Linked DNA regions of Mus musculus: region 2 is linked to region 1. A link is a loop called in an ENCODE intact Hi-C map of the cell type or tissue named here. Cell type or tissue: left cerebral cortex. All regions are shown on one strand. Each heading gives the region's core, and the rest is flanking DNA. Links, peaks and the distances in the headings are about the cores only. Region 1 holds the start of Grn (granulin). Region 2 overlaps G6pc3 (glucose 6 phosphatase, catalytic, 3).

What was found. Peaks named below come from ENCODE experiments on the same cell type or tissue, not always from the same donor. Only the 100,000 strongest peaks of a DNase experiment are listed, where the experiment ranks them.
Region 2: a loop joins it to region 1, with 2.3 times the contacts of the local background. A loop is called at or near these places in 2 of 42 quality-filtered maps.

The regions. Positions count from the first base shown.
Region 1 is chr11:102,428,249-102,439,786 of GRCm38, forward strand. It overlaps Grn (granulin), which reads left to right and starts at 2,259. Exons shown (of 13, transcript NM_008175.5): 1 at 2,259-2,292; 2 at 4,717-4,861; 3 at 4,977-5,102; 4 at 5,238-5,322; 5 at 5,688-5,797; 6 at 5,894-6,029; 7 at 6,152-6,261; 8 at 6,455-6,578; 9 at 6,811-6,908; 10 at 6,998-7,243; 11 at 7,461-7,694; 12 at 7,776-8,000; 13 at 8,087-8,561. The coding sequence starts at 4,724. The coding sequence ends at 8,224. It overlaps Fam171a2 (family with sequence similarity 171, member A2), which reads right to left. Exons shown (of 8, transcript NM_199200.2): 6 at 11,412-11,528; 7 at 11,184-11,310; 8 at 8,733-10,661. The coding sequence ends at 9,215. In left cerebral cortex, for the core only: CTCF peaks have their summits at 2,934 (motif pointing left), 6,373 (motif pointing left), 9,437 and 10,233 (motif pointing left); DNase peaks (open chromatin) are centred at 2,923, 4,032, 4,266, 4,697 and 7 more places; H3K4me3 peaks cover 2,396 bases; H3K27ac peaks cover 2,418 bases.
Region 2 is chr11:102,191,973-102,203,510 of GRCm38, forward strand. It overlaps G6pc3 (glucose 6 phosphatase, catalytic, 3), which reads left to right. Exons shown (of 6, transcript NM_175935.3): 2 at 63-169; 3 at 501-591; 4 at 777-895; 5 at 1,113-1,254; 6 at 1,471-2,109. The coding sequence ends at 1,834. It overlaps Hdac5 (histone deacetylase 5), which reads right to left. Exons shown (of 27, transcript NM_010412.3): 12 at 10,572-10,783; 13 at 10,081-10,362; 14 at 9,261-9,432; 15 at 8,428-8,561; 16 at 7,997-8,117; 17 at 7,664-7,713; 18 at 7,394-7,501; 19 at 7,033-7,088; 20 at 6,825-6,912; 21 at 5,694-5,813; 22 at 5,367-5,464; 23 at 5,087-5,205; 24 at 4,567-4,700; 25 at 4,266-4,350; 2 more. The coding sequence ends at 3,857. Among named protein-coding and RNA genes, the nearest start is that of G6pc3, 8.0 kb to the left of the region's middle. In left cerebral cortex, for the core only: CTCF peaks have their summits at 3,657, 3,860, 6,485 and 9,489 (motif pointing right); DNase peaks (open chromatin) are centred at 2,636, 4,326 and 9,669; H3K27ac peaks cover 292 bases.

The sequences.
Region 1 (11,538 bases), core at 2,292-10,291:
AGGGAGACTCCATCTCAAAATAAAAAGTAAAAAAAAAAATAAAAATAAAAATGAAGAGGCTGATCTTCTATGGCAAGATGGGAGGCAGAGTCAAGAAAATCATTTGGAGGCTTAAGGGCCAGGTATCATGAAGCACACAGCGCGCAGAGGCAAAAACAGAGACCTTGCCTTAAAAACAAGGTAAACGCCGGGCGTGGTGGCGCATGCCTTTAGTCCCAGCACTGGGGAGGCAGAGGCAGGCGGATTTCTGAGTTCGAGGCCAGCCTGGTCTACAAAGTGAGTTCCAGGACAGCCAGGGCTATACAGAGAAACCCTGTCTCGAAAAAAACCAAAACCAAAACCAAAACAAACAAACAAACAAACAAGATAAACAAGGTAGGGTGGTGGTGGTGGTATGTGGCTTTGAACCCCAGCACTGAGGAGGCAGAGGCAGGTGGATCTCTCTGTGTTTGAGTCCAGCCTGGTCTATAGAGTGAGTTCCAGGCTAGCCAGAACTCCACAGAGAAACCCTTTCTTGATAAACAAAACCAGGTGGACAGATCGACTGTCCAAATGTTGTTCTGTGAAATATGCGCTCCCTCCTTCAGACGGAAACCAGAACCTCTCGTGTTAGATTAGAGCAATGCCATTAAGCTGTAGCCCCAGAAGTTTGTTCTACCTTTTTATTATTTATTTCAAGCGATTGCGTATGTAAGTCTGGGGGTGCGCTAATGCTATGGTGTGTGTGCAGAAGTCAGAAGTCGTGGTTTCTGGGAGTCATTTCTGTCTTGTGAAACAAAGGAAGCAGGTTTGTTAAGCTTTTACCTGCTCCCCATTTTATTTCCCCTTGAGGCAGTGCTGCGTCTAGGATGTAGCTCAGTTGGTAGCACTTGTAGCTCAGCATGCTCAAGGCCCTAGGTCTAATCCCAGCAGCACAGAAACTAAACACGGCAATCTGCACTTGCAATCGTGGCGCTTGGGAGATGGGGGCAGAAAACTGAGAAGTTCTGTGTCAGCTATCTATCAAGCTGAAGCTCGTCTGGAACACAGGAAACCCTGACTCAGAGGGTGAGCTGCAATGTTGCTGAGTCTGGTTTCCAACTCCTGGGGTTCAGCAGCACCCCTTCCTCAGCCTCCGCAGATGGCTGTGTCTCACTAGAAGCATAAGCAATGGTCTGTTCTGGGGACACCTGTATGAATGTCATGGAACACCTATGCTAACACCATCAGGATGCAGAATGATGCACCAGTCTTACACACTTTCTGGGACTCCAGTGTAAGAAGCCCTCACGGAATTCCACAACCCTGCATGCACTCCTCTCTATGTAAGACTCCCACTGTCCTGAACTGTATGGCTGACCCCCATGGTCTCTATTCACCCACCATAACAATTCCTCGAAGGTGGGGACAGCTGAAACAAGGAAACCCCTTCCATCTCGACAGCCACCAGCCTACTCCACAGGCAGTGCCACACACTTGGCTAATGCCCTTATCTTGAACGTGGCTTTCAACCCTTGCTAGAGGCTGTCTGTAAAGAACAAGATATAAACTACCCAAGGAAAGGATTCACTGTCTTTCCCAATCTAGTTTCAAGTTCCTCTGTCCCACCTTATCAGCCTCTTAAAATTCTTTCAGCTTCAATTTAATGCAGTGCTATCAATATGGATTTAAATCTCTTCTTCCCCCCAGTTTGAGCCAATCTCCTGCCTCCTCCCTACACACATCTACAGTGCCCGGTACTCGCCCTTGAACCTTTATTAGATTTAGTCTAAGCCACTCTCCCCATTCAAACCTGGGGACTATTTATCTTCACCCTCACAACCATCTTCCAACTGGTTTCGAGTCCTTGTCTGCCAGGCGTGAAGAGACAGGAATGTACAAAAGTCCCGATCCAGAAGCAGACACCCTCCAGTAAACGACCTTGAACGCGTGCCCTCAGGGCAGCTCTCCTAACTGTGGGTGCCCTTAGGCATGAGGTGTCTCATCTCTGCAACACTCTGCCGCCAGAACCCAAACCAGCAAGCTCTGCCCTGGGGGAGGCGGGCTATGTTGTCATATGATTCTCTAATCACATGATCCCTAGAAATGGGGTGTGGGGAGAAAGAGGAAAGGGAGGAGGAATGTGAACTGAGTAGAAAAGAAACACAGCATTCCAGGAGAGTCCCGCCTCTACGTAGACAAGTAACCAATGGAAGCCCTGGATCTCCGAGCAATGGCTAATGGAAATTGAGGTGGGCGGGCCATCGTGCGGCCAAGCCCTAGTCCTGGAGCTGACCGCCAGATGCCTCCCAGGGAGCCCGGACCCCGACGCAGGTAGGAGGACCCTCTGCAGACAATCTCCCCGGCTACTGTCCAGAGGTCCAGAGGCCTGACCAGGCTGCCTGTGCAATTGAGGGTCCTCTGGAGTCTCAGCTCAGAGACAAGAGAAGACCTGCCTCTTGAAACTCCCCTAGGGGTTTCTGATGCACTAACGAGGTTGTTTTTTTCTTTTCTTTTTTGGAGGGGTGGGGGCAGTTGTTGTAGAGACACCTCCCCGCACCCCCTCCCCCCCAATAAGAGGCTTCTCTTGCCCAGCATGTCGGAAAGCTGCAGGCCTTTCTCCAGGACAGGAACCACCCCACTCTTGGGCCAGCTCCTCTCTTGTCCGTACTTCCCACCTCTGTCTCCAGGTCCGGCTCTTTCTCTTTCGGACGCTGCAAGTGTTCTCTGCGGCGGCGTGCATTGGGTGGGGATCTCCGGCCCTTGGCCCCCAGAGCTCAAAGGGGTTGCGAGCAGGACCAGGGCGTGATGGCTGAGTCCCTGGGTTGTGTCAGCTTTATTTCCTTTCTTGGGGGGCGAGAGAGCTAATTTCCGCCTCTCCCCGCCACTTTTCCCCCGCTGCCTCTCATCTGGATTGGCTCACCTTTTAGGAAATTCATTTCCCCTCGACACTCAGAGTTGGGGGGTGCCACCTAGTGGAAGATGTCGGAGCTAGGGCTTTGAAAGGCTCCAGTTCTCCCTAGCTGTGTAGTGTAGAGGTGGCCAGGGGCTCACCACTCCCTAGCCCCGTTGAGAGGAACTGGGTCTTCCCTACCCCTTCCTGGTTAGGAGATGGCCTCTGGGATGTTCTTTGAATTAGGTGAAAGGGCACTTGAAAAGACCTAGAGAAGGAAAGAGAAAGATGGCAGATCCTTCTATGTAGCCCAGGCTGGCCTGGGATTCACCTTATAGCCCAAGTTGGCCTGGCACTTGCAACCCTCCTACCTCAGCCTCCCAAATGCTGGGATCAAAAGCATGCCTGCCATGTGTGGGTGGCATTTCCTGTCTTTCATAGCCACCAGTGTCCAGGCAGAGAAGAATTGAGACACAGGGAGCAATTTCTGACATAGAGTGTCACTTCCAGGACTAAAACCCAAGTCTCTGTACCTACTTTTTAAATATTTTATTATTATTATTATTATTATTATTATTATTTTTTTTTTTTTTTTTTTTTTTTGGTTTTTCGAGACAGGGTTTCTCTGTGTAGCCCTGGCTGTCCTGGAACTCACTCTGTAGACCAGGCTGGCCTCAAAACCAGAAATCTGTCTGCCTCTGTCTCCCAAGTGCTGGGATTAAAGGTGTGCACCACCACCGCCCGGCTCCCACCCTGTTTCTATCCTGCTTGGGTCACCTGCCAGAAAAATGCTCTGTCCTGTCCTGTTTGGACCTCTGGCCTCTGGGATTCAGGGTCCTTCTCTGACAATATTCAGGGAGACCAGTTGGCATATGAACCCAGTCCCATATCCCGTCTTTTTTCCCTGACTTGATCCTTAGGCATGGATTTGAAAAGTGAAAGTAATATTATAATTACTGTTTTGCATAGTTGTTGCAGAGAAATACAGTAAGGAGAGGGAGAAAGACTCCCTAGAGGGTCTTTGAATATTGTTGGGTCATTCTGGGTTGCTGGGTAGGCCAGCTGGGCTGGGGAAAGGCTTATTAGGGAAGTGAGAGGCTCGGTTCCTCCTGCTGAGGCAGTGAGGCACTGTGCTGGGTCTTCCCACTTGCAGCTGAGTTTCGGTTTCTGAGGGGGGAGAGACGGAGGCGGTCCGTTTGAGGTGCCCTGGTGATGTCGGGAAGGGCTCACCATGAAGTTAGCTTTAAGGCTGATCCAGTCTCTGTGTCCCCTTCCCTTGGGTGGGGTGGGGGGACAGTTGTGGGTAGGCGGTGGCTGGCCCATAGGGAAGCCAGACCAGACCCCACTGACCACTGCACTTCTGTTTTTACAACTTTCTCCACTGCTCGGTTTCCCATATGATCATGTGACTGATGACTGTCCCTCTCCATCCCCCAAGGCTTTTGAAAGCTACAGGTGGCAGTTCAGTGCCGGCAGTGGGGCTGGCCATCCTCCTGTGTCTGCTGAGGTCTCCTCTGCCTCCCAGTTAGCCCACAGTCCCATAGATAAAGCCACAAAAGCCACATGCCTTCCTGACTGCCATACCCCGTGCCCCCCCCCCCCACTTACCCAGAGTCTCAGCCGTATGTGAGGCCATGAATCCACACGTGTTCATGCCCACAGTGTGTGCCAGCTGACGCATGTGCGCTTGCTGCACACTGGTAGGACGCTGACACAAGCGACACATCTGCTTGCTTTCCTGTTGGCTTGTTGAGAAGACTCAATGAAGCCAGGGCCTTGGTCAGAGCACAGGGGAGTGCGTGGCCTCAGAGTAGAAGGTGGCACAGAGTTTAAGGTGGCTGCCAAACTTTGCTTGGCATTTGTAGGCAGACCATGTGGGTCCTGATGAGCTGGCTGGCCTTCGCGGCAGGGCTGGTAGCCGGAACACAGTGTCCAGATGGGCAGTTCTGCCCTGTTGCCTGCTGCCTTGACCAGGGAGGAGCCAACTACAGCTGCTGTAACCCTCTTCTGGTGAGTGCCTCCTGCCCCAGTTGGCACCCCGGGCCTTTTGAAGGGCTGGCTACCTTGGATTGACCAGAGCAAGGCTGGCACAGACCCTTTGGTTGATGTCATCTCTTCTTTCCAGGACACATGGCCTAGAATAACGAGCCATCATCTAGATGGCTCCTGCCAGACCCATGGCCACTGTCCTGCTGGCTATTCTTGTCTTCTCACTGTGTCTGGGACTTCCAGCTGCTGCCCGTTCTCTAAGGTGACAGTGCCATTGGCTTGGGGAGTTGGGGTGTGTGTGTGTGTGTGTGCTTAAAATCTGTGTTTACCTCTTTCCTTCACTCTAATAGTCCCAAGCAAAAGCGTCTTGCTCACACAGACCTCTCTGTGTCCATAGGGTGTGTCTTGTGGTGATGGCTACCACTGCTGCCCCCAGGGCTTCCACTGTAGTGCAGATGGGAAATCCTGCTTCCAGATGTCAGGTGCTGTGGGGCACAGGGGAGGGGGGCATGTGGGGAGGGACATCGGGTGGCACCTGAAGGGCCCAGGAGCCCAACCGCCTGGGTGGCCCTGATTCCAGAACAGAGGGGCAGTTCTGAGAGAAGAAGGTGACAGATAAGGATGCCGAATTAGGGGTCTGGGGACACGGAGAGGCCATGCTGGAGTGGTTTAACACCACTGGATGCCTTAGTTGTCTCTCTGCAGTAGGGGCTACCTGGGAGATCACCTAAGCCCTGGGACTGGCCACTAAACCTCCTGTAGCTGGACCAGCAGTTCCTTCTTGACGGTCCTGGTGAATGGCCTTTGCTGACTAGATTAATGGAATTCTGGGTTCTTCTATTTGCAGATAACCCCTTGGGTGCTGTCCAGTGTCCTGGGAGCCAGTTTGAATGTCCTGACTCTGCCACCTGCTGCATTATGGTTGATGGTTCGTGGGGATGTTGTCCCATGCCCCAGGTACAGGTGTAGGGAAATGGTGACTAGCGGGTAGCGGGGTGGAACTGGGACCTGGGGCTGATGCAGATGGATTGAGGATTATCTGTCTCTTCTCAGGCCTCTTGCTGTGAAGACAGAGTGCATTGCTGTCCCCATGGGGCCTCCTGTGACCTGGTTCACACACGATGCGTTTCACCCACGGGCACCCACACCCTACTAAAGAAGTTCCCTGCACAAAAGACCAACAGGGCAGGTGAGGAGGCTGGGAGCCACCCAGCCAGCAGCACCTGGGGGGTGAAGCCACATTTGACTCTTGGATGGGAAAAAGTCCCCACCATCCTGGCAACCCCTCCACATGCCTCATTGCTCTTTCAGTGTCTTTGCCTTTTTCTGTCGTGTGCCCTGATGCTAAGACCCAGTGTCCCGATGATTCTACCTGCTGTGAGCTACCCACTGGGAAGTATGGCTGCTGTCCAATGCCCAATGTGAGTGAATGGCTGGATTCCCCTGAGCCCATATATAGTCTTACAAGGAGGCTCCAAGCACTGGGCTGATCCCTGAGAGCTCTAAGGCTCATGCTGCCCCCTAGTGGCGGTTTGAAATAGTGTACGCTATCAGCCTGGCTCGCTCCCTGTCCTCACTACTGGAGTTCAGAGACTTATACTTGTCCCAACCTAGGCCATCTGCTGTTCCGACCACCTGCACTGCTGCCCCCAGGACACTGTATGTGACCTGATCCAGAGTAAGTGCCTATCCAAGAACTACACCACGGATCTCCTGACCAAGCTGCCTGGATACCCAGGTACAGGACCAAACTAGACCCCATTTCATTCCCTCAATAAAGAGGGGTTCTTGTCAGTTATGGAATGGCTATCAGCTGGGTGGGTTTTGATGGCCGCATGGAGGGACCTGGCAGTTGTAGACCCTCTCCACTGGCCTTGCATGAGGCTCACTGTGACTGGGTTAGCTGTGTGCTCCGTTCTCCGCACCTGGTCCCACTGCCTTTGATGATTTGGTCTCTGCCCACCTCACAGTGAAGGAGGTGAAGTGCGACATGGAGGTGAGCTGCCCTGAAGGATATACCTGCTGCCGCCTCAACACTGGGGCCTGGGGCTGCTGTCCATTTGCCAAGGTACCTGGGAGCAGTGGGCACTGCAGTCCAAGCGGAAGGGGCAGCCAGCTTGGTACCAGTGCTTATTGGCTTTGCCCTGTCTACCTTAGGCCGTGTGTTGTGAGGATCACATTCATTGCTGCCCGGCAGGGTTTCAGTGTCACACAGAGAAAGGAACCTGCGAAATGGGTATCCTCCAAGTACCCTGGATGAAGAAGGTCATAGCCCCCCTCCGCCTGCCAGACCCACAGATCTTGAAGAGTGATACACCTTGTGATGACTTCACTAGGTGTCCTACAAACAATACCTGCTGCAAACTCAATTCTGGGGACTGGGGCTGCTGTCCCATCCCAGAGGTAACATAGAAAGGGAGGCAGCCCTGAGGGGGTAGAGATAGCATCTTGGCCTGGGCAGGTGGGTGGCAAGAGTCCCGTGGCTTTATTTCTTCTGCACTCTGTCTAGTCCAGGGTGGGTACCCAGTGCTGTGACCTGTCCCCAGCAGGAGAAGCTATGAGCTAGAGAGGTAGACTCCCATGGTCCTCTGTAGGGACATTCTTCTCTGCCCACCCCTAGGCTGTCTGCTGCTCAGACAACCAGCATTGCTGCCCTCAGGGCTTCACATGTCTGGCTCAGGGGTACTGTCAGAAGGGAGACACAATGGTGGCTGGCCTGGAGAAGATACCTGCCCGCCAGACAACCCCGCTCCAAATTGGAGATATCGGTTGTGACCAGCATACCAGCTGCCCAGTAGGGCAAACCTGCTGCCCAAGCCTCAAGGGAAGTTGGGCCTGCTGCCAGCTGCCCCATGTGAGTCTCCACCCCACCGCCCTGGGGGAAGGGAGCTGTGTTCTTGGGATATGAGTGTGATCCCATCCCCTCGCTCCACAGGCTGTGTGCTGTGAGGACCGGCAGCACTGTTGCCCGGCCGGGTACACCTGCAATGTGAAGGCGAGGACCTGTGAGAAGGATGTCGATTTTATCCAGCCTCCCGTGCTCCTGACCCTCGGCCCTAAGGTTGGGAATGTGGAGTGTGGAGAAGGGCATTTCTGCCATGATAACCAGACCTGTTGTAAAGACAGTGCAGGAGTCTGGGCCTGCTGTCCCTACCTAAAGGTCAGTGTGACCCTGACTCTGGGGCTGGGTGTGGCCATGGGCTGTATTCTGCCCTGTCTAGTACTTACTCTCCTTTGACTATCCAGGGTGTCTGCTGTAGAGATGGACGTCACTGTTGCCCCGGTGGCTTCCACTGTTCAGCCAGGGGAACCAAGTGTTTGCGAAAGAAGATTCCTCGCTGGGACATGTTTTTGAGGGATCCGGTCCCAAGACCGCTACTGTAAGGAAGGGCTACAGACTTAAGGAACTCCACAGTCCTGGGAACCCTGTTCCGAGGGTACCCACTACTCAGGCCTCCCTAGCGCCTCCTCCCCTAACGTCTCCCCGGCCTACTCATCCTGAGTCACCCTATCACCATGGGAGGTGGAGCCTCAAACTAAAACCTTCTTTTATGGAAAGAAGGCTGTGGCCAAAAGCCCCGTATCAAACTGCCATTTCTTCCGGTTTCTGTGGACCTTGTGGCCAGGTGCTCTTCCCGAGCCACAGGTGTTCTGTGAGCTTGCTTGTGTGTGTGTGCGCGTGTGCGTGTGTTGCTCCAATAAAGTTTGTACACTTTCTGAATAGTATCTGATTTGTTGCGCCAGGGCCCTCTGATACCAGCATTCCCCATAGGAAAAAAAAAATCACACATACACATACACATACACACACACACACACACACACACACACACACACACACACACACACACACAGAGAGAGAGAGAGAGAGAGAGAGAGAGAAAGACAGAGCTTTAACCTCACCAGCTTTGTATTTTTTTTGTTGTCAAGAGTGTTATCACATTATCCTCTAGTCTCCAGGATCGCCCCAGCCACCAGCCCTGTGACATCCAAGCAGCACCCCTCCCCTCCCAAGGGTCCACAGAGATTGCCCCTCCCTTCCCAGCCCTCACCCTAGCAGCTGAGGCTGGCTCGCCCCTCCTGCTCTCCCACAATAGATCTTTCTATGTACAGCCACGTTTATACAGGCACTGCTCCCCCACCCCAGCCCTCTTCCCCAGCCCCTCCCATGGGGGACCGGGTCCCTCCCACCTCCCTCTGTTTGGAGGCCAATCCAGGGTCCCTTCCCAAGACACTCCCCCAGCACATACCACAGATGAGCTCTGCCGACCCCTGAGCTCTTCTCCGGGATAAGAGCGCATGCCCCTCCGCCATAGCATCCCGGGGCGCGCACTCTGGGAACCTGCAGGGGCGGTGGGTGACCCCCGGGCCGCACTACTTGACGTTGAACACCATTAGCGGCCGCTCCTCCCGCCGCTGCCACGGGCTCTTCTTGTCGCCAGCCTCGTCGCCCACCTCCGCCCCCAGCTCGTCCTCCGGGCTGGTGAGCGAATCGCGCCGCAGCTCACTGGCGCTGCTGCGGGAACTGTCCCCACGGCTGCGGCCCCGACCCCTGGGTACCGTGGCTGCCCGGCCTTCGGGTGCCACCACCTCGTCCAGCAGGGGCGTTAGCGAGTTGTCCTCCGGCGAGCAGAGGCCGGTGCGGCTCTCGCTGCTGCTGGGCTCTGTGTCTTCGCTGAGCGCCAGGCGCGGGGGCGCGGGCGGCGGCGGCGCGGGCAGCTGCGCGCGCTCCCGCTCTTCCCTCGGGAGCCGGCGGCGCGCAGGTCGAGCCTCGTGCACGTCGACGCCTGAGTCCAGGCTGGCATCGGTGCTGCGGCCGCCGCTGCCCGCCTGCAGGTCGATGTAGGAGTGGCGCACTTGTGAATTGGAACGTCCGTCCAGGGATACGAACCAGGCGCGCGGGTGAGGCTTCACTCCCAGTTCCAGCAGCTTCTTCTCGGTTAGAGCCTGCAGCTCGCCGTTGAGCTGCGCCATGGTGGACTCGTTGAACAGCACCGGAATGGTGACCGAGCCGCTGACCGGTGCGGAGCGCCCGCCGCCCCAGCCCTCGCCGCCACCGCTGTCGCCTCCCGCACCCGCGTGGCCCTGCATCAGGGGGCGCTGGGGGTCGGGTTGAGGGAAGGGGCGCGCGGGGCCGGCGGCCGAGCCCTCCGGCGGGGTGGCTTCGTCGCCCACTCCCGCGGCGCCCGCCTCTCCGCCCAGGCGCACATAGTGTGCGGGGATCACCAGGGTGGGCATGACATTGCGGTACACGTTGTCCTTGAGGTGGTCGATGGAACCGCAGAAAATGAGCTGGCCCGGTTGGCTGAGGGACGGCGGCCGCGCCAGCTGGTCTACCGACTGTGACAGCAGAAAGTCGGGGGTCTTGCTCTCGGCCGCCCCCTTGTGGCCCAGATAATGGTCGAAGGATGGCGGCGGCGAGGGAGGCTCATGCAGGAAGGCCGCGGCCCCGGCTGGACCCCGCCGGTATTCGTCCAGGCTGGGCTCCAGCCCGCCAGGACCCTCGACGGAGCGGGCGCTCTTGAGCCCGGCACCCTCAACGGTGCGGGCACCAGGAGGCTCGGCGGCCGGTCGGCTGGCGGAGCGCGGTTTGGCACGGAAGAAGTCATCCCGCGAGGATGCTAAGTCTCGGGAGCTGGAGAAGGCCGAGTGTAGGGAGCCTGGGGGAGGGGCCTCGGGGTCTCCCGACGACGTAGGCTCCAGGGGTCCCCCGCAGATGAGATGGAGTTGAGACATCGACGTAGCCTGATCTCGTTTGTTGTCCGAGGGGCCGGAGAGCTGCAGCTTGCGGTGCTGTTGTCTAGGCTTCAAGCAGCGTCTTCTGCAGAGGAGGAAAGAGACAGGCGCTCAGGGATGCCGAAAGTAAAGGTATTTCCGTAAACCGCCACAGCTGCTGACATAAGGGATGGAGACAGCAGTGAGGTGGAGATGAAGGATGCCTGGAACATTCGAGAGAAATGGTGGGGGACCCAGATGATGTCTAGAAGCTGTTTGTAGAAAGAAGATCATTCATCTAGGAGCTGCACCCGTTCAGCTTCATGGGGGTAAACTTGGCAACGTTTGGCATGTACAGCAGCTAGGAGTGCCTGCTCTGGGAGTGAGAGCTGGGCTGGTTGGAGCCGCGATTGGAGTCTCTGCAGAGGCAAGGCCTGCAGGTCCTGCCATCTGTCACCCCATTCTCTAAAGCCACCAGTCTCTGGAGTCTTAGCTTTTGCATTGGCATTCTTTCCTGGAAGCACTTTAAGGATCTTCTAGAAGCATCTTTGGGACCCCAGTGCAGAGCACAGGAGCAGGGCTTGGGATGTGGTGAGAGAAGGTGGGACAGGGCCCCAGGTGAACTCACCTGCAGTAGTAGATCAGTAGACACAGCAGAATGAGCACCAGCAGCGCCAGGGCAGCCAGGATCGTCAGCAGGAAGATTGTGTGGTAGGTGCCAATGTCCTGAATGCCTGAGGTGATGGTAACCAGCCCTGTGCCAGGCAAGGGCTTAGGACGCCCTTCTCACCTTTCACAACTCTCCCACCCTTCCCTTCCCCCTACTGCCCCTCCCCCACTGCCCCACCAATCTCACCAGATGTAGGGGAGGCCATGGCAGCTACCCAGTACCCTAGCTGCGGGGAGACAAAAGTCCAGTAGAGCTGTCGGCCTTCCTTCCGAATCACACCAGTGCCATTTCGTACCCACAGTCCTAGAAAGAG
Region 2 (11,538 bases), core at 1,908-9,907, 240 kb before region 1:
AGCAGGCCCTCTAGATCCCATCAAAGTGTGTGTTGTATGGTCTTGTATCTTGTCTCTTCCAGGTTTCTGTTTGGAGACAGGCCCTTTTGGTGGGTGCATGAATCCGGGTACTCCACCCAGACTCCAATCCAGATTCACCAGTTCCCTTCTTCTTGTGAGACTGGTCCAGGTGGGAAAAGTTCCAGCTTCCTCCCATCCCTGGTGCGGTTAGGGTCCCGGTAAACATTTGCATATACTCCAGCTAGGGTGGTCCAAACAGGCCCAGCCTCTCAGTTCCTGGTCCAGCAAACAAATTCTGGGGAGATCAGGTTGAGTGACGTGGCTCATGTCAACTGTTCACCTCATAAAGCCAGAGACATGGCATCGGGCAAGAGGGAATGATGAGCCAGTACTAGGGAAAGCTGCCTTTACATCTGAGTGGGGATGTCTTGAGGGGTCACCATGGGCTTCTGGGTTTCCACTCATGTTTTTTCACCATGAACTTCTGGATCTCCCGGCAGGCAGCCCCTCCGGCCACTGCATGATCACAGGCGCAGCTCTTTGGCCTGTAATGACGGCCATTTCTTCTCAGGTGGCTTCTCGGTCCCGCAGGTATGACCTTAGTATGGCCCACTAGTAGGAGCATTCTAGATTCCGCAATCTCCACAGCATGTTAGTTTGGAAGCTGGAGTTGTGGTGACCTGGGGGTGTTGGCTCAAACTTTTGAGGATTTGGATGCTGAGGAAAGTCAAGCCGTGTTGGACATCCCTTGAGCCACTCGTCTCTCTTCTTTCCAGCCCCTGGGTGAGGGTGATTCCTGGCCTGGCTTATTGTACCTTCCTATTGGCAGTCGGCCTATCTCGGGTCTTCCTCTTAGCACATTTCCCTCACCAAGTGTTGGGCGGCCTTATTGTTGGTAAGCAACTGGGGCAAAAGGGTGGCCCAAGAGGGTGTCTTTGGCAATGGGAGGACCAGTCTAGGAACTTCTCAGCAGTCCCAGCGTCTGTAGAGCCAACCTTAAGGTCCCCACTTCTGTCTTAGTTTGTTCTCCTGCTGAGATGAATTGCAGGCGAGGGGGTGGGTCATTTCCCCAAACATCTTGAAACTGATTTTTTTTTGTCCCGTTCCCTTAGGTGCTGCCCTTGGCTGGCTAATGAGCCCCCGGGTACCCATGGAGCGGGAGCTTAGCTTTTATGGGTTGACTGCTCTGGCCCTCATGCTGGGTGCCAGCCTCATGTATTGGACTCTCTTTACACTGGGCCTAGATCTTTCCTGGTAAGTCCTACTTTAGAGTCTGGGCAGCCAGGTCCTGTCCTGTTTCACTTGTACCTAGGTAGTGGATTTCAGTTGACTATAGAAGCATGCATTAACTGTTTCTAGACAAGAGATATGGGGTCATAACACATGGGCGCAGCCCCCTTGTGAGATGGCTACAAGCCAGTGGCTCTCTGGATCCCAGGCTCTCCTGGCAAAGACTCATCTTCCCCACAGGTCCATCAACCTGGCTTCCAAGTGGTGTGAACGGCCCGAGTGGGTGCACATGGACAGTCGGCCTTTTGCCTCACTGAGCCGTGACTCAGGATCTGCCCTGGGTCTGGGCATTGCCCTCCACACTCCCTGCTATGCCCAGATACGGCGGGCGCACCTAGGGAATGGCCAGAAAATAGCTTGCTTTGTGCTGGCCATGGGGCTGCTGGTCTTCCTGGAATGGCTGGGCTACCCACCTCAGATCAGCCTCTTCTACATCTTCAACTTCCTCAAGTATACCCTCTGGCCGTGCCTGGTCTTGGCCCTTGTGCCCTGGGTGGTGCACACATTGAGTGACCAGGAAGCACCGCCCATTCGCTCCTCTTGATGTGTTTTGCCTCCCTTGCCCCAAAGACAACACTCCTCGACCAACCACCACACTCTAAGAGACAGCCCTTTTCCTGGGCTCCGGAGCAGGCCCGCTCACCTTGAACTTCATTTCTGTCTCATGCTTTGCAGTCTTAGCTCCCTTTTAAAGAAGGACCTCTGTTTCCAGGAGGCTAAGCCATCCCCCAGGTCCCCACAAAGCAAAAGCAACAGGAGGCCTGGTGGGGAGGGGGAGCTGCTCAGGAAGACCCCAATAAAGCCCTTGGAACTTGTGAATTCTTTTCTTGTCTGTGCTCTCATCTCTACCGACCTCTATAAGTACCAACAGAGCCTCCACCCCATTCCTGACTCTACAAAGACAAAAGTAAAAGGGGGTTGGAAATTCTGCTGGGACCTACCCCCCACCTCCCCGCCAAGGCCATGGCAGACAAGATGAGATATGGCAGTGACAGTTCACTGGAACCCAGCCTTCCACAGTAGGACAGATCTCCTGCCCTGGCCTTCAGCTTCTCAGACTGAATTCTGGGCCAAGAGTGAAGAAAAGGCAGCATTTTGGCTAGGAAAGGAGTGAGAACTTTTACTCCCATTTGCGAGCCCACAGATCAGACATTATTCCCAGAAAGCACTGCCACAAATAAGTTTATTTACACGAAGACAAAAACCATGTGTTGGGATACAAACTACTGAACTAAAATCCATGTCCAGGGAGACAAAGCAGGAGTGGGTTGGCACAGGATAAGATCAGCCTACGGGGAGAGAGTGGGAGGTGAGCAGCCTCTGGTTCAGTGCAAGGATGATACAGACAGCACGCAAACACACAGAAAACTAATAGTGGTGGGACTCCCCAGCTCCCTCAGCCCTGCTCAGGCCCCATACGGACAATATGGAAACAGATAGCTGAGCCCTGGGGATGTGGTATAGGGGAAGAAAAATTGGCCCCTTAGGAGCCATTTCCCATCTTTGGTTTCCTACAGGCTAGACCACATTCACTGGAAGTCTGTGGGCTCCAGCCTCTGGACACAAGGCTACTGGAAAAGATGGATAGCTCCTAACAACCTCCTGCTGAGAGCTGGACTCCCCCCCCCCCAACACCTCTGGGGGACAGGGGTGGCTTCTAGACAGGGTTCTGGCCCTGTCTATTCTAGAACTATATCTACCCTGTCTTTCACGATCCCCAGGTTTCAAAGCAAAAAGGCTCCAGAAGGGAGCTGGATCTTGACCCTTCTGCTTGCAGCAGGCTGATGGATGGAGAAAATCTGGCCCAGAACATCAGAGGGGCTTGCATGAACCTGAAGCCCCCATGCAGGGTCTACCTTCTCCCCTCCTTATACTGGTCCAGCACAAGACGGAGAGTTTAATAGAAAAAAAGTGGAGAACCTGCCTGCATACGCAGGTCCTCCTGGCCCCTTCTAACCCCGCTGCACACCACCCGGTACCCTTTGAGCTCCTGGGATACTCAGGAGTAAGAGACAAGAAGCCTGGCCACAAGTCTAAGGCCTACATCCTGGGCACGAGTCTTCAGTGCTGAGGCCAAAGAGGAGAGTCTGCAGAATGGTGAGGGAGATAGAGAGGAAGGGAAAGTTTGGGGTGGACGCCTACCTTCCCTCGATTCTGCATCTTAAATGGTAGTACATCATCCTGAGGGTGGAGAGGGGCAGATTTCAAATTAAGGCATTCCCCAAAAGCCAACTGAAGTCCAGGCACCAATCACTGTTCCCATCTCAGGCAGCTCCAGAGTTGGCAGTACTGCCTGGAGCACTGTCCACGGTAGAAGAGTACGGGGAATTGGGTATGGGATACAACATGGGCAAAGTGGGTACTGCACCCAATGCCCCATAGAAGGAATGGATTCGAAAGCTGACCCAGGGCCCTTGTAGTGGGAGGGGGTTCTGAAACAGCTTGGAGGCGGGCGAGGCTGAGAGACCCACACGGCACACGTTGTTGAATGTGTGACTTTTTGTTTTTAATAGAAAAAATAAACAAAATCACAATGATGAAGCCCAGAGGGATGGGGGCCAGGGTGTCACAGGGCAGGCTCCTGCTCCATGGGCTCCTCTGCTGGCCTGTGGGGACAAACACAGAGAGAGCACTGAGTAGAGAATGTGACCATAGGCCAGGGCAGAGGGATGGGACGTGAGCTGCTTACCTGGGGCTGTGCTCTTGAGTGGCAACAGCCTGGGCCTGCTCAGCCCCCACGGAAAGCAGGGCCATGGCGCTCACAGTCTCGGCCTCCTCTTTCTCACCTGTCTGAGCCTCCCGCAGCGAGCAGCCCAGACCAGCGGCAAACCTCTGTACACAGCTCCAGTGTTTGCCTATGGCAAGAAGGACAGACAGGTTCAGGGAGAGCAGACTGATCCAGAGGTAGCCCGCTCCCAGAAGCCCCGCCTCCCGGGCAGGCTGAGATAAGAGCCCCTCTGCCTGCGCCCACGCACTCTGGATCTCGATGACTTTCTCTAGTGTGGCAACCGCATTGACGCTGGGCTTTTGCTGCAAGACTGCTTCATCCAAGGGCTGCAGCTGGCAGAGAAAGAAGAGCAGGCTTAGAGTGGGATGAGGAGCGATGCCTGATGCTTACTTAGCTCTCTGACTATCCCCATCCAGCCCTGGCAAGCACAGGCTTTTGGGAGGAAGCCCTTCCCTGACCAAGTGTTTTCAGACCTAGGCAAACCCCAAAGACCCCAGGGAAGTGGATGTCCCTACTGACCCGTCAGTCCCCACCTGTCCCACACTCACCTCCACGCTGAGCAGAGCCGAGACACAGGCCTCAGAGGCATCACAGATGGCGGTCAAGTCATGGCCTCCCTCCAGGGCCAGCACCACCCGGCCCCCAGCCAGTGTCATGAGCTGCCTGGTCAAGTGGCCAAAACCTTTACACAGGAGTAAAGAGAGAAGGATACATGGTAAATTGTATCGAAGAGAAAGAAAGAAGAAACAAACAAACATCAAGAGATGAGACAAATAGCACAAAATGAGACAGCAACGAAGTGAAATGTCAGTGAACTTAATGGAGAACAGGCTAACATGGAATGTATCTGGATCATCTAAGAGCATCTCGGGAAGATCAAGGCCAGAGAGCTTCAGTGAAAGATACTTTGTTGCTACTCCACTTCTACCTGGGGCCCACACCAAGGCCAGCAGAGGAGTGGGTTGAACTAGCAAGATGGCTCTAAGTCTTGCTCCCTGTAATGCTAACTTCTTCTCTGTCTCCTGTACTTCAGTGTTCCACACCCTCCCAGACCCCTAGTAGGCTCACATCTGGCGGTGACAGAATAGCCACCCAGTGGAGACAGATGTCCTTCAACAGCATCAAACCCAGCGGAGACTAGGACGACGTCAGGTGAGAACTCCTGGGCAATGGGCATCACCACTGTCCTGTAAAGGGATGGCCCAAGCTGATGCCAGCAGAGGCCAGGCTGCACCTCGCCATGCTCTGTTCTCCATCGAGGCCATACCCCTCCACCACCCCAACTGAGTGCTTGCTGCCCCTGCCAGCTCTGGGCCCCACCCCTCCTTTGGCCCTTCTCAGTCCCCACCTGAAGGCTGTCAGGTATTCCACATCTCCAATGGGGGGATCCACACCTCCTGTCCACGCCACATTTACGTTGTACCCCACACCTGGCCCTCCACCAACCTGGCAATAAGGTAGGAGAGGTTGCTATCACTGCCTGGCCACCCCAAACACTGCCCCAACCCTTGCCTCCTTTGACCTCTGCTTTGCTCAACTGGCAGTCAGACCTGTGTGATCCTCCCACTAGGAGCCCTCAGATGTCACGGGGACCAGCATCACGAACTGTGATTTCCTGGCAGGTCCTGGCCTGTTACCTCCCTGAAGGACTCCAAAGGGGGCCTAGGAACTGTACCTCTTCAGGAGCCCCAGAGCCTGGAAAGAAGTTCCCGTTGTCGTAGCGATGCAGGGAGATGTAGAGCACAGAGGGATCGTTGTAGAATGCTTGCTGGGTGCCGTTGCCATGGTGAATATCCTGATGAGGGACATGGGAGGGTGCTTTGGGCAACAGTCTAAGCTCTAATCCAAAGCTCAGCATGCCAGCTCTTCCACACCCACCCTACCATTAGCTCTGAAGATGAGCCCACCAGTGGCTCCGGGTCTGTGACACTGAATTCTGGCTCTACAGCCATGGGATGAATATGGTTTATCTCCCTGCAGAACCCATTCCACTGAAGTGCAAGGGAAACTCAGGCTGGTAAGAAATTTAACACAGGCAAATAAATTCTAAAGCAGGATCCAACATTTATATGAATTCCCTTTATTTCCAGGCAGGATCTCACTAGATAGAGCAGGCTAGCCTTGAACTCTCCATTCTCCTGCCTCAGCCTCCCTAGTGCGGCGATGATAACTGTGCATCACATCTGAACACAGCAGTTTCTAAACCAAAAGTGGGTCTCAAAAATTCTACCCTCGCTGACCAACTGCCTAGTGATGCCTGGAGCTGAGAGAGCAATGTGTGTGCTTTTCCCACCATGGCGGTGGCACAAGGTTAAGGAGCACCCACAGCCTTAGGAGTGGGGGAGGTGTGGCATCCCAGCTAGCTAACCCAAGCAGTGTCCTCGCTAAGGAAGAGAAAGGGGTGACTACTTTGCACTGCTAGGGGTGGCTGTGAGCAGCGCAGTGTCAGGTTCCTGGTACACAGCGGCCCCTATGGGAAGGGCAGGGAGGAAAACGGGTTCTGGTAGTAGTGGTAGCATCTCTGTCCCCACTGCTCAAGGTAAGACATCTGGCTGTTGGGAGGCTGCTAGTGGGAGGATAGACTAAAAAATTGGGGTCTCACGGGCAGGAGCCACCCTACCAGAATAAAGGGCCCTCCTGATGCTGAAGCAGGAAGGATATTATCAATCTATGAGGCCAAGGACTGGGTCCTAGTGCCACCCGGAAGTGCAGCGGGCTGCCCAAAGGCAGGGCACTTCTGAAGTCCTTCGCTGCTGACAGCTAGCTCTGCCCTGCCCTGCCCAGGCACCCCAGCCCCACTGCCTACCCAGTCCACGATGAGGACCTTGCCCACGCTCAGCTTCTGCTGCAGGAGTTTAGCTGTGATGGCTACGGAGTTGAAGAAGCAGAATCCCCTGAGGGGTGTGGGGAGGAGAAGAGAGCGCGGAGTTCAGCTTGAGCGATGGATGGGAGATTTGCTTCAAGTGAAAGGTGGGAAGGATGGCAGAAGGATGTCAGGTCAGAGGGGTACTCACATGGCTGTGGACTCCTCAGCATGGTGTCCTGGGGGCCGGATGATAGCAAATCCATTCTGAAGTACAAGCAGAAGGACACCAGTCAGGAAAGGCAGGGTAGACAGACTCAGGAGAGAAGCACAAGCCAGACAGTGATGGGAAAAGAAACACTTTTATAAATGCCAGCTGCAGGCCCCTCGGGCAAACAGCTGTCTCTCTCCTGCAGATAAACACAAGAGTCTCAGGCCTTAGTGCCTACTTGGTCCCTCACGACCCTCACACCACGGCTGTCTCTGCAGCTCCTGCCCATCTTAGTACTCAAGACTGAGTGCTTTGCCATGCTGCAAAGGACAGCGTGGCCTATGTCCTTATACATCCTTACCTTGAGCTCTCCTGCAGCCACCTTGAAGGCCAGCTCCACCAGGCAGCCCACTGCCATTCGCACGGCACTTGAGGAGTGCATCTCATTCCACACCGTGTCACTGTCCACCTGCAGGGGCAGGAGATCGGGCTTCAGTGTGCCCTCTGCGGGGGGGAGGGGAGGAATGGGAGTGGGCACCAGAGAGCAGGCCAGCAGCCACGGGGATGGGGGAGGAAGGGGCCAAGCTGGGAAAGCCACTTGCCCACTCCCACTCCCACAGACCCAACTCACCCCAATGCCCCCACAGGGCAGCATGGCGTACATCTTCTGGCTGATGGGGCCTGCAGGGCAGAGAGACAGAAACGCTCTGAAAGGTGTCCCAGTTGCCAGTTGGCACGGACTGCATGGTCCATGCCAGTTTAGAGCCTCCAGCTCCTGTTCTGGGGACCTACCTCTAGAAGAGGTCCACCCTTAATGCCTGACGCCCACCCCAAAGTATGTTCAATCAGTATCCATGCTGGTGACACCCACTCGGACCACTGCCTACTCTGGCTTGGTGGTCTCTAAGACAGCACTCTCACACTCGGACGCAGGGCACATGTGGGACCGTGTCTTGCAGCTTACCAAGCAGCTTCTTGCTGTCCAGCTTCTGCCGGTTAAGGGGGCTGGTCCCATAGAGCAGGGTGTGGTACTCAGAGTGCACGGTCTGGATTTCATCCAGTGTGGCTTTACGACCCCGGATCCGCTGCCAGAGGAGGTCAAGAGAGGCCAGAGACTGTTGACAAGGCTCAGCTCTCTTGACAACTATAGTCCAATGCTCACAGAGCCAACTTCCTGGAGAACTAAGGGATTTGGGGTAACTATGCCCCTACCCTGAAGAGACACCCCCCCTCCCTTACTCCAGAACTCCTCCCCAGGTTAGCTGGGGACCACGAGAGAAGCAGACACAGGGATGGAACTGAGGAGGTCTCAGAACTGGCTGGAGGGCTAGGGCATGGGAGGGGCTTTGCTAGCAGGGAACCACTGAGAAGGCTGAAGGCAGGGCGCTCTCTCACCTCACACTTGCCGAGCAGACCAGTTTCCTGCAGCCGGGACCAGATGCTCTGGATGCGGCCGGCGTGCTCTGGGTGCACGTGTGTGTTTCCGCACATACACTGGTGCTTCAGCATGAACGTGTCATAGACCACACCTGAGCCACAGACCCTGGTGTCAGCCACAACTGTTCTGAACCCTAACCTTATCACTGGCTATCCCAGCTCTCCACCAACACCCACCTAGACACCCTCTTTCCTCTCCTGAAATTCCGCTTGTTTAACACAGCCTGGTCCCAATCCCCGTCCTCTGCATCCCCTCTAGGGTATGTTCCTCCTTCCCCCAACGTGTTGGCCCAGGGCACCGTTCCCCACTGGCGAGATAATGTCATCTGCTGCAAGTCTGTGTCCTGACAGAGCCCAGCATGTGGCAACCTCTTGGGATGCTCCTGAGGCCTACTGTCAACCTTACAGGGAGGAAGGTGGACAGGAGGCTAAAAGAGCAAAAACTAAAAGAGACAGTGGATTCCACCCAAGGCTCCAGGACTTGTGGGAAGATGGTGCAGAAGCAAACACCCTAGGCGGGGAGTGTGGGGCACAGAGAAGACAGTGCTGCCCCAGGGAGTAGGATCAAGGCTGCCCACCCTCCTGCTGGCAAAGAAGCTACCGCTGCTCCCATGAAGAACTGTGGTGCGCAGGGAGAAGTGAAGACCCCTTTCCCCTCCGTGCAGTTTTGCTAAGGATCTGGGAGAAGAAAGCACAGCATGTGGGGGAGCTAGGGGAGGGGGTGGCTGTGGCATCTCTTAGCCCAAGTAGGTGCACGGGGAAAGGATGGGAGGAGTAGTGTTAGGGCTTGCCTGTGGTGAAGAGGTGCTTCACCACAGTGGGTTGGTCTGTGGGGCTCTTCATGCTCCCAGGAGCAGCAGGTGAGGACTGGGTGCGGCCCAGGGCCTGATGAGGCACAGTGGCCAGGCTGAGGGGTGCCTGGTACACCTGGAGGGGCTGTAACTGCTGGGCATCTGCGAACAACTGGAAAGGAGTAGGAAGAGGCCTGCGTAAGGCTCAGTCTGAATGGGGCTGAGTACAGGGCCCATTCAGCCTCCAGAGGGCCCCCAAGTCTCCTTCCACCACCTCCTCCCACCTGCTCCCTCCAGGGACAGGAGATGCTCCAGGCTTGCCATCTCTTACACGATGATGGGAAAGATGGGGGATGTGATGAGTCACCCCAAATAGTAGCATTGAGGTAAGAGGCTGCGAGGGGCGGGGGTGGGTGGGGGCGGGATGAGTCAGGCCTGAGGGCTTGGGGCTGTGTCCGCAATGAATGGAGCGCACTAGGCTCAAGGCACACTGTAGTAACAGTGGGGGCGTGTGTGTACACATGCATGCAGAGACCAACGCACAACCAGCAACGCAGGCACAAACGCAGATACACACAGGCCATGTGCGTGCACGCACACACAAACACAGTCACACAGTTAATAGACAAGGGCAGTCACCAAGGGACAGGCACAGCTCAGAGACAACACAGGAGCCCCCCACCCCCCACTCCCTCCTAGTCTCTCCGCCCCTCTTTTCTTTAGAAAGCTTGCTCAAGGCCTGGCAACTACACCACTGGGAACCAGCAACCAAGAGTGGAAGGAAATCAGAGACTGAGGAAAGATGGTAGGTGGGAAGTACCTTTTTGTAACCAGCACTGGACTCTTCTAAGTCAGGGCCTTCATCAGGACCACTCTCGCCATCCTCATCCTTGACCTGAATGCAGTCCTCCTCTTCCTCCTCCTCCTCCTCCTCCTCCTCTTCTAGGTCTTCCTGGGTGCTCTCACTTTCTGTAGAGCCTTCCCGGGGAATGGTCAGGGCCCCCTCTCCCAGCAAGGCCTCCTGCTGCTCCGTCAGCTCCTCTTCTGTCTCCTCCGGGTGAGTGGTGGGCTGCCTTGACAGCTCCCCAGTTTTGGTAAGGATCTGAGAGAGGAAAGCAACACCGTCTGGGGATGGGGGTGGCCATGGCAACCTTCAGCCCAGGTAGGTCTGCTCCCCTCCTCTCCCTCCCCCAGCCTGGCACCCGCCCGCACGATTCTACGTGCCGTGGAAACCTCGAAGCTCGGCCCCCACGTGTCTCGCCAGCCTGGGTCACTCCTGGGAAGCCCAGGACGTCGCCTCTCTGCTCGTACCTTGCCCAGCTGCATCTGCTGCTGCTTCTGCTTCTCCAGGAACTGCTGGTGCTGCTGCTGCATGACCAGCTGCTGCAGGGCCTGGGGACTCTGCGGCAGCGGGGAGGACTGAGTGCGGCTCAGAGGTCGGTGCCTCGGGAGCTTACCCACCGTCCTCATGCTGGTGGCCACACGTTCACCCGTCACCAGTGGGGACTGCCCATGGAGCGGCACTGTGGAGGCAGAGAAGGGGAGTAAGCACTATTTGGGAGGGGGGGCACCCTGCCCCTGAGGCTGAGCCCCATGCTCTCTCCTCCTTATAACCTTAACAGTGAGCTCAGAGCCCCTGGCACCAGCAAGCCTTCCTAGGGTCCCCTTCCCATCCCTTTGGTTTGCCAGAGTGCACAGGTAGTCCTGGGCTCGCCACACATGGGAACAAAGACTAGCCCTCTCCAGCTGCAACAGGATATCCCTGCCAACAGACTTTGCAGATCCTACCAGGCTGAGGAGTTCTAGGCCAAGGAACCCCTAAGTACCTTGGCCGGTACGAAGGGCTGACTGCCTAATGCTGTCCGCCGTCAGTGCCTTGGACCATATGTGGCTGAGCCCTGGAAGCACAGCCTAAATTGACATGTGCTACCCATATGAAACACACATGGGATTCCGAAGCTCAGCATGAAACAAAACCAGAAATAATAACTGTGTTCTAGATAGAAGTCAAGTAGATATTAATTCCACCCATTTCTTTAAGAAAAAAAATGTTGCTGGGCTCAGGGGCACCCACTTTTATTTGTTTTGTTTTGTTTTTTTGGTTTTTCGAGACAAGAGTTTTTCTGTGTAGCCCTGGTTGTCCTGGAACTCACTCTGTAGACCAGGATGGCCTCGAACTCAGAAATCTGCCTGCCTCTGCCTCCCGAGTGCTGGGATTAAAGGTGTGCGCCACCAGGCCCAGCTTGGCATCCACTTTTAATCCCAGCAAAGTACAGGT